3 separate regions of the Mus musculus genome follow, and all the other regions are linked to region 2. A link is a contact called in ENCODE Hi-C or POLR2A ChIA-PET data. All regions are on one chromosome and are shown on one strand. The core of a region is the stretch at or near the end of the contact, and the rest is flanking DNA. Distances in the headings are between cores, read along the strand shown.

Evidence for each region. A loop is a pair of places that touch in the nucleus more often than their neighbours do. ChIA-PET counts read pairs that join two places held with the same protein, here RNA polymerase II (POLR2A).
Region 1: POLR2A ChIA-PET joins it to region 2 with 15 read pairs in Patski. The contact joins the enhancer-like site here to the promoter of Pvt1 in region 2. POLR2A ChIA-PET finds 5 or more read pairs at or near these places in 3 of 5 experiments (Patski and embryonic stem cell).
Region 3: POLR2A ChIA-PET joins it to region 2 with 12 read pairs in Patski. The contact joins the enhancer-like site here to the promoter of Pvt1 in region 2. A Hi-C loop is called at or near these places in 1 of 37 maps with a recorded cell type or tissue (v-Abl transformed pro-B cells). POLR2A ChIA-PET finds 5 or more read pairs at or near these places in 3 of 5 experiments (Patski and embryonic stem cell).

What each region holds. Positions count from the first base shown.
Region 1 is chr15:62,117,529-62,120,462 of GRCm38, reverse strand. The region is part of intron 1 of Pvt1 (Pvt1 oncogene); the gene reads right to left. Among named protein-coding and RNA genes, the nearest start is that of Pvt1, 81 kb to the right of the region's middle. Within about 2 kb of position 1,287, at least 1 of the 3 ENCODE cell types and tissues checked has a DNase peak (open chromatin) inside an H3K27ac peak, as active enhancers do.
Region 2 is chr15:62,036,603-62,039,475 of GRCm38, reverse strand. Pvt1 (Pvt1 oncogene) reads right to left here and starts at 1,490. Exons shown (of 5, transcript NR_132747.1): 1 at 1,275-1,490.
Region 3 is chr15:62,160,668-62,163,367 of GRCm38, reverse strand. The region is part of intron 1 of Pvt1 (Pvt1 oncogene); the gene reads right to left. Among named protein-coding and RNA genes, the nearest start is that of Pvt1, 120 kb to the right of the region's middle. Within about 2 kb of position 1,272, at least 1 of the 3 ENCODE cell types and tissues checked has a DNase peak (open chromatin) inside an H3K27ac peak, as active enhancers do.

The sequences.
Region 1 (2,934 bases), core at 38-2,537, 81 kb before region 2:
CTTCAATCTCAAAGGCAGATTATAAACATGTCTTCCATGCTCAGAACTACAGTGAAAGGTCCCATCCTGTGTGCATCTACTGAGTGCTTCAGTGATCAGCTGTCCCTCACCCCACAGAGATCCCTGCACATATTGAACTTGTTTGTGCCTGCATCTCCTCCATGGTCCTTGAACCAATCTCCTAAATTAGCTTGGAGAATAAAGAATCTAGACTCCTATGCTACCAGAGCACAAGCTACAAATGGCCAGGTTAGGTTCACTCTGCCTTCATCCCATGCCCCACACCCACACATCTCTGCAAATACCTTCATAACTACATGGCTGCTTTTTCATTGAATTTGAGGAGCAGGAGGTAGGACTTTTGGGAATGATCCTATGAATACAGGGGCAGCAGCCACTTATTCCCTCAGTGGTACTCTGGATCAGAAACAGCCGCAGAGAGGAAGAAGAAAAGGAAGAGATGGCCTGTGTAGTCTAGTACACACTCATATACACTTAAAAGTGTCAAACAGGGCTCTGGAGAGTTCTTTGGCAAACATGAACTCACCCCAGATAAATGGCTCTGAATAGGCAGTGGATCCAAAGCTACCACTTCTCCCCGGAAATGTTCAGTCTCATGGGAGAGACAGGACACCTCAAAGAAAAGGACACAGTGGCCGTGAGCTGAGAGGCAGAGCAGCTGAGTCTGTCAAGGAAGCCAGAAGGGGATTTACAGACACTGTGGCAGGTGTGAAACCAAGATCAGGTGGAGACGGGGATCAGCTGGAAGAGTCAGGAAACTAGCCGAACAGTCTGCTGGATGGCAGCTTTGGTGATGAGGCTGGTGTACCTCTGAGACAGCGTTCCTTACTTCTTCACTGGGACACTGACGGTGGTGGCCTCTTCTACTACACCTCAAGGAGTCTTTCCAAGAGTTGTAACACACTGCAGCCCTCCAAAATAGAGTGTCCCATCGGAAGTCCCATGAAGGGTTAAGAAATGGATGTGGGAAGATGGAGAAGGCAATTGCATCCATGCCCCTAACAGACCAGCCTCCGAAAAACATGAAGCCCTAGATGCCAGAGAATGACTGTGCCCTGTAGATTTGTACTAAGCTTTCACCTCGATATATCACCCAAAGAAAGAAAACTGGGAGGGGGGTGCGAATTCCAAAAAGATGACGCAGCCCTAAAAATCAAGATAGAGAATGCCCCGAGCAACTCATAGCACGGAATAACTGAAATGGAATTTCCTCCCCGTCAGTGGAAGGCACAGGTTCTCAACTCCAGCGAGGGGGGCCCCGGAGCCAGCCATGTGAATCAGCTCCTTGTTTGCAGTTCCAGGGAACCAGAGTCAGGAAGGGGCTGGGTGTGGAATGTGTACTTTCTTCAGCTATCACTCTCCCCCCACACACACACACCCCTCCCCTTCTGTTTACACCCTCAGTAAGACTGCGGCTTGGGCTACCCCACATGTAGAATCGCTGAGGTGATCATTCAAAAGAAGTCCTTCTGGGCTGGGAAGTAACTCAGTACAAAATCCAGAAGAACTGGATTCGATGCATAGCACCTAATAAAACCAGACTATGTGGTGCAAACTTGTGATCACAGCAACCAGGAGATAGAGGCTGAAGCTTAGAGTCATTCTCTGCTGTCCATTAAGTTTGAGGCTAGCCTGTGGTACCTGAGACCCTGTCTCAAGTGGGATGGGTTGGTGGGGGGGGGGGGGGACTAGACAGGGTGCTGATTTAAACTGGTGAGGATTTAGTAGGAAAATGCCAGAACTTTCTGGCTTCCTCTCCTCAATCTGATCATTGGAGGCGCCATGTAATCAGCTAGGAATCCAGGAAAAACGGTCTGAACTAGAGAGCAAGGAGCAAGCTTCCTCTTCCACCAGCCCTGCCTGTCACACCTGCATTCACTGTCCCCTAGCAGACAAAAAGGCACAGCCTCCAGTCATCCTCCTGAGCACTGGCTGGCTTAGGTTTATGACTTCCAGAGACTGCGGGAGAGCAGTGACTATAAACAGAAAAGGCCCTGTCACTTCCACAGGCTTCAGGTATCCAGCCTCTTGCTGGTAGTCAGAGTGTCTTCTGAGGGCCCTTGATGTCTGAATCTGCAGGAAGCAGCAACCTGCCACCTACGGACTAAACGTGGACACTTGTTGGGTAGCAAGCAGATGATGGAGAAAGGTGTGTCCAGAAGCCCCAGGGAAGGGATCCCATCTTAGAGTGCGTGCTAGCTGGGGACTGGACCCCTCCCATCTTCCATTTCAACACTTGCAGGATGACGATTATACAGCTTTTTCACCTTTGGAACTGCTAGGAAAATTAAATCGAACACTGGCACATTGGGAATGTCCAATAAAGTAGAACATGTAAAATCCTGGACGTTGGTGTCCACCCAGACACCATGCCATTTGATATATATGTGAGAACCGGGTTCACATCAGCCCACAGAAGCATCAGGAAGGCATTGGCTTCATCAGACAACAAAACTAAGCCACTTTCCTCAGTCTTACATGGGAAGCAGAGGGCATCAGATATGTCAGTTAAGCCGTTTATCGCTGGTTCATCACACCACGGAGGGGGGCCAATCTGATCAGCCCCACCTGAATTCCCCCAGTTTTCTCTTTCCCCCTCCCCGTTGTTTGTCGTTATCTAAACATTTATCATCCCCAGGAAGATGCAAATGCTATGTGAATTCACAATGCACTGTCAGCCGAAACCCTCCCAGCCATTTGGAGGATTTATCTTCGTGCTAACCAGGAGAACAAATGAAACCCAGGAAAATCTTAATTAACTCCATAAGCATCAGCCGGGTATTTCTTCCCCCCAGCTCACCCCCATCTTGTGGTTAATCAAGGAAGACTGGGAAGCTACAAAAACAACCTACATAGTTATGACTAGGTACGTAGGACAGGGCAAGGAAGGAGCTCCCATTGGAAAAAGGACTA
Region 2 (2,873 bases), core at 241-2,740:
TTCAAATAACCGTAAGGCACATCCTCACCTCCGAGATGTAACTAGCACACATCCAAGCACTGAGAGCAGGCCACCACGAGGTTTTTCCCAGTCATGGAGTCCATGTGACGTTTCTGATTTCCTGACAGCTTTGCTCCTTCTAAATCTTTTAAGAAGTCCCACTTGGAGCTCCAAGGATAGAAACACAAACGCTTTCCCACTGGCTAGAGCTTTAAGAAGGACTAGCTATGACCATAGGACTGTGCAAGTGAACAAGCCCAAACTTGTCACTGCCCATATGCAAAACAGGCCTGCAACATCCTACCACATGCACTTCAACAGAGACCTGCATCCTTAGCCCTCCCCAACACACAGACACACAGACAGACAAACAGACAGACAGACAGGCAAGCAGGCAGGCACACACACACACACACACACACACACACACACACACACACACATTTGGCTTTCTCTAGGTCAAATGACAACAACCCCTTAAAAACACAAGAGCAGAAAGGAAACAAAAACCTCACTTCTCCCTATACTCTCTTAAGTGATTTCTCTCCTTAAGCTTCTAGAACGTTCTGGAGAGCTCAAAAGGACAGATTATCACCCACTAGTAAACTAGTAAGAAAATCCATGATGTGTCTACACATAGGCACATGTAGCTTCATGGCTGCGCTTCCTGGAAGTCTGCACAGTTCTCCCACACCACTCATAGGTACAGCAGAAAATACTAGCCAAGAAAGGGCCAATCTAGTTAAAGCAACAAGCTATCCAAAAAGAATTAGCAAGGATGAAGGCGTGGGGGCCTTCCACGAACACAGGAACGCAATACAAAAGCACAGAAAGTTTCCTGACACAGGGAGTTTTAGGAGATCACCTTCTTTCTGCCCCGAGGGGGTGTCTCGGAGGAGGGCTGGCCAAGGATGGAGGGAGCATCACTAGACTAGACTCAGACTTCCAGTTTCGTAAATGAGGCCTCCAAACCACATCAGCGGCCCCAAATCTGCGCTGATTGCAGGGGGCGTCTCTCTCTTTTAGACCTGAGGAAATGGGCTCTTGATCAAGTGCATAAATCCAGAATTACCTCTATGTAGAGGCCATCCTGGGAAATCTCCCTCGCACCCACACTTCTCACCCACACCCAAACTCTCTGGCAATCTCGAGTCTAGTGATGAGGAAAAGTGCAAGGTTAACACGCGCTCGTGGGAATGCAAAAGCCACTTTCCTCTATCCAGACTCTGCATCCCTGGGCTCCAGAGTTTCCAGGGGATAAACTTGGAACTTACAAGAGGGTGGATCCAGCCGTGACTCCGAGGTCACCGGGGCTGCCAACATCCTTTCCACGCGGATATCCACTCGGGGGGCTCTGGGAATGCTAAGTTCGTAGCTTCTCTTCATCCTGGCCTTGCCGAGCCCGCTTGACCAGTGGGTCCATGTGCTCGGCGGCCACACGCGCTCTGCCTGGTAGAGCGCGGGGCTGGCGGGTGGCCCGTGACGTCACGGCGGCTCGCTCCCGGCCGCGGGGGAGGGGGAGAAGCGCGCGCCACCGGGCAGGCCGCGTGTGTCCCCGATCTCCTGGTGTCTGGAGGTTTCTGACCTGAGGGATCCAGCTCGCCCCTCTGCCTGCTGCCCTAGGCAATGAAGGGGCATCAAGCCTGAGAGGAGAACCGCATGGAGGTGGCGTGCCACTGAGGCTGCTTAATGCCCAGATGGCCCTAGTAGAGAGCACACTCTGTCAGTCCTGGGCTGGGAGGTTCTAGCTGCACTCAAACCTAGGTCCTACATAGGTCCCACACAGCCTGGGGCTATGCCCAGGCGAGGTCAACTAGCTTTCCCACCTCCCCTCCCCACCCTCCCCTCCCCCACACTATTCCTTTTTAAGGTAGACATCCCATCCCCCTTCACCTTGAAGCTTAGCAGTCTTCCCACTTTTCGGATAGGGAAGGAGACTCCAGTGAATTAAAAGGACCAAACTGCTCAGAAAATAGGTCAGTAGTTCCTACAGAAGACCCCCCCGAATCTGTTCTATTTCAGAACTCTCATCTGAGAGCAGTCCTGGGTACCATCCATCATCTGTGGTTCTGGAGAGAAGGACGTACTAAGCAAACTCTAGCTGAGAGAGGACCACCTGTCTGCAGCATCCTCCATTCTTGGTCCGTACAGGGTATTACACTAACCTCTCAAATGTGCAAAAGCCTCTGCAAAGAACGAAGGCTGGTGTGAAAGGCACGCGTATACCACGATATTCTTTTCGCTGTATTCAATCCAGCACCGAACAGGTGCACGTCTCTAGTACCATTTAGTCAAGCGCGGCAACGTGCTACAACCAGAAAGGGGAATGAAAGATGAGGTAGACTCAGATCCTAGAGGGAAACCGGAGTCCTGTGGAAAGCGGGTTGCATAACTAGGTGATACCAGGATCGCGGAAAGTAACGCGGGTCCACTCTTCTCTCAGCACACTATACCTCACTTTATTTCAATCTCTCAGAGAGTCTTTATCTCCTCCCTCCCTCTACGTTCCCCCTTCAATGTCTTCACTTTCATTACTTCTTAGCCACATGAAGATGTCTCTGTTGAAGAGAAAATTTACCATACTCGTGTGTGCCAGTGCGATATGCACGGATAATCGCGCTGTGTGTGGTTGGTTTCCACCCTGAGAGTGACCGAACAGATCTTCCGATTATCTCCTTCAGATTATCTCCTTCTTGTGCTAGAGAGTGAAGAGGGTTCTGAATTCTATGTCTGTATGTGCTTTCGATGTGTCAGACATTTCCCAAACCACCTGCTGCGACCTTGGGGAGAAGCAACCACAGGCTCTCAGAGGCCCAGTTTTAAAGACAACTTCAGTAACAAATCCCTGAAGATGCCACCTGCTCCTTCCAGTT
Region 3 (2,700 bases), core at 23-2,522, 120 kb before region 2:
CTGCATATGAACGGATGCTAACTGATTCCCACAAATGTTCGTGCAACACCTCACAGGGAGGTCTAGATGCGATTTCAAAACTCAGCAACCTGAATTAAGCCTTTTTCTGAAAGGTAACTGAGACCAGCCTCTGCAGTGGGGTGCTTAAGAGCATGGATAAATTTAGGTTCCTGCAAATTGGGGTCCAAGTGGGATTCCAGCCCATCATAGAATCCCGACAGACTGCTGTCTGCATAAAATACAGGCAGAGACAATCAAACCAGAGGTGAGCACTTAACCTAAATCTAGTCCTAATGCCTAGGCAACCAATTCTGTGCCTCTGGCCACATTCAATTTATCTCAGAAACCTGCACTGTTTTTATACCCATAAATGGGGACCTTCTGGTATCTTTTCTCCTGAGCAGGCTGATTACCCCCCCCCCCAAGATTTTACAGACCATGTACATATAATGTATAGCAAGGGCATATACAGGCAAGAGTTTCACCTTGTGGCTTCCAGGGGCAACCGACGTCTAGTTCTTCCCTGCATAATGGTATCTGTTTATCAGGTCTGTATCCTAGTATAGGTATATTTCAAAGCTGATTAAATTGGGCTGAGAAGATCTAACTCATAAAAAATAAAAGTGATTTCTCTCCAAAACTCCAGGGCCAAGAGTACAGGAGGCAGGAGTCCTTCTTAATTTGTTTAGGCCATGGTTCAATAGCTGCTTTTGGAACGAGCCAGGGCTCTGTGGGTAACTGGCAAATGGCAAGAGGTTCCCTGACTACTTACTTGCTGTTCAGTCCAGTGACTTTCTCTGAAATGGGAAAGCAGGCCAGTGAAGGTAACTTACCCACAGAGGGCAAAGGGAGCACCTAACCAACGCTGGGGGGGTGACAAGAATGGAATTTGCCCCCTGCGTGCTTCAGTGTGCAGCTTCCAGGTCCTGTTGGGGCCTCTGCAGCGCTGAGGTGCTGTTGACAACCCACAGGAGACACCCTGCCTCTCCCTGTTCCGTGGAGGAAGACAAGCACGCCGAGGCTGGCTTTCTCAAGAGCGGACCAGGTGAGGAAAGGCTTGCTATTCCATCTTCAACACTCTCACCTGCTGGGAATTTCCTTTGGCAAGACTATCAAAGGACTGCTTCTCCTTTTACTCTTTGTCTCTCAGGAGTCCCCGGCAAATGCCCCTGAGCCTGTAACAGCCTGTCTTCTCAGCACCCTGGCAATGGGTCAAGAATGCTTCCTGCATGTGACCCATTGTCATGCCTGTATCTCTCATGGTCCTGTCAGGACTAGGCTTAACCCCCACTTTCCAAATGAGGAAATCAAAGCCATGAGAGTCAGGCTCCTTGTCCAAGGTCACCCAGCAGCCTGCCATGGGTTCTAGAAGCTGGGCTCTAGCATTCAACCCTGAAAGGTCATGGCTATCTCCTTTTCTAGAGTCTTCCTTCCAGTCATAAAGTATTATTGGAATCCCGATTTAATCCCAGGGGTAATGGCTAACATCAATTGCTCATGTAACAGAATCTAGCGTCTCCTCGAGACAAATTTCCAGAAGATCTGTGTGAGAGAGTTTCTAGACTGGGTTAAGTTGAGTAACTTAAATAGTTTAAGGTTAAGAAGGAAGACTCACTCTAAGGATGAACAGAACCATGCCATTGGTCAGGATCCTGAACTAAATGAAACTGATAAAGCAAATAGAAGGCCAGTATAGGCATCGCTCTCTGAATTACAAATACAATGTGATTAGCTACTTCATGCTCCTGCCTCCGTGCATTCCCCACTACGGAGAACCAAACTGTAAGCCAAAAATAAACCCTCCCTTGGCTTTTGTTGGGTATATTGTCACAGTAATAATAATAGTAATAAAAATAAAATTAACTTACATATCAGGCCAGGCAGGGGCTAGGGATACTCCATGGGAAGATGGGAAGAGATATGTCCCATGCTCTCTATGATCACCAATGCAAACTCTTACCCAGCAATCCCCAAGTGATGGATTTGGAAAAGCCTCTCCTAGCAGCGTGGGCCTGGGTTGTTGCCTACTGGCAGAGGTATGCAGGATAAGCTTAGCCTATGAGGTCAAGGAGAGCCGCTGTGAATGCCAGCTGCTCGCTCACCTGCTGCTGGCCCTGCTCGCACTGGCATGCTCTGAGAAGCAAGGAAATACTGAGAAACGGCCCGCAGAATGCTCCACATTCTGCAAAGAAGAGCTCAGCCCCGGTACCGGAAGAGCAGCTTACAGCAGGGACTGGCCAGTTTTTTTCCTTTAAGGGACAGAAACCTTTCTGACTCTGTAGGGCACAAGCTCTCTGCCATGACTGGACTCTGCCCCTAAAGCGACAAATCAGCACAGAAAAAATAGAGGAGAATGGGTATGGTTGGAGTCTAATAAAACTTTATTTATAAATCAGGAGGCCTGTTTGTATGCTGACCACTGTGCTGTGGTGGCTAAGAGGTGACAAGAGGGGTCATATCAAAAACCACCTAAGAACCTGCTTTTGGCCCTTTTAGAATATTAGTACCTCAAGGTACACATCACATTTCATTTTTATTTTTGGCTGGAGAGGCAGACTTTTCCAGTCTACTTTTCAATAAGGTGGTTTCAGGCTTTGGGGCATTTGAGAACTACCAGTTCATCTCCCATCTTCATAGATGAAGCTGGCATTGAAAGCAATTATAGAGGATTGAAATCCCCTGTTTCCATCTTCAGAGGAG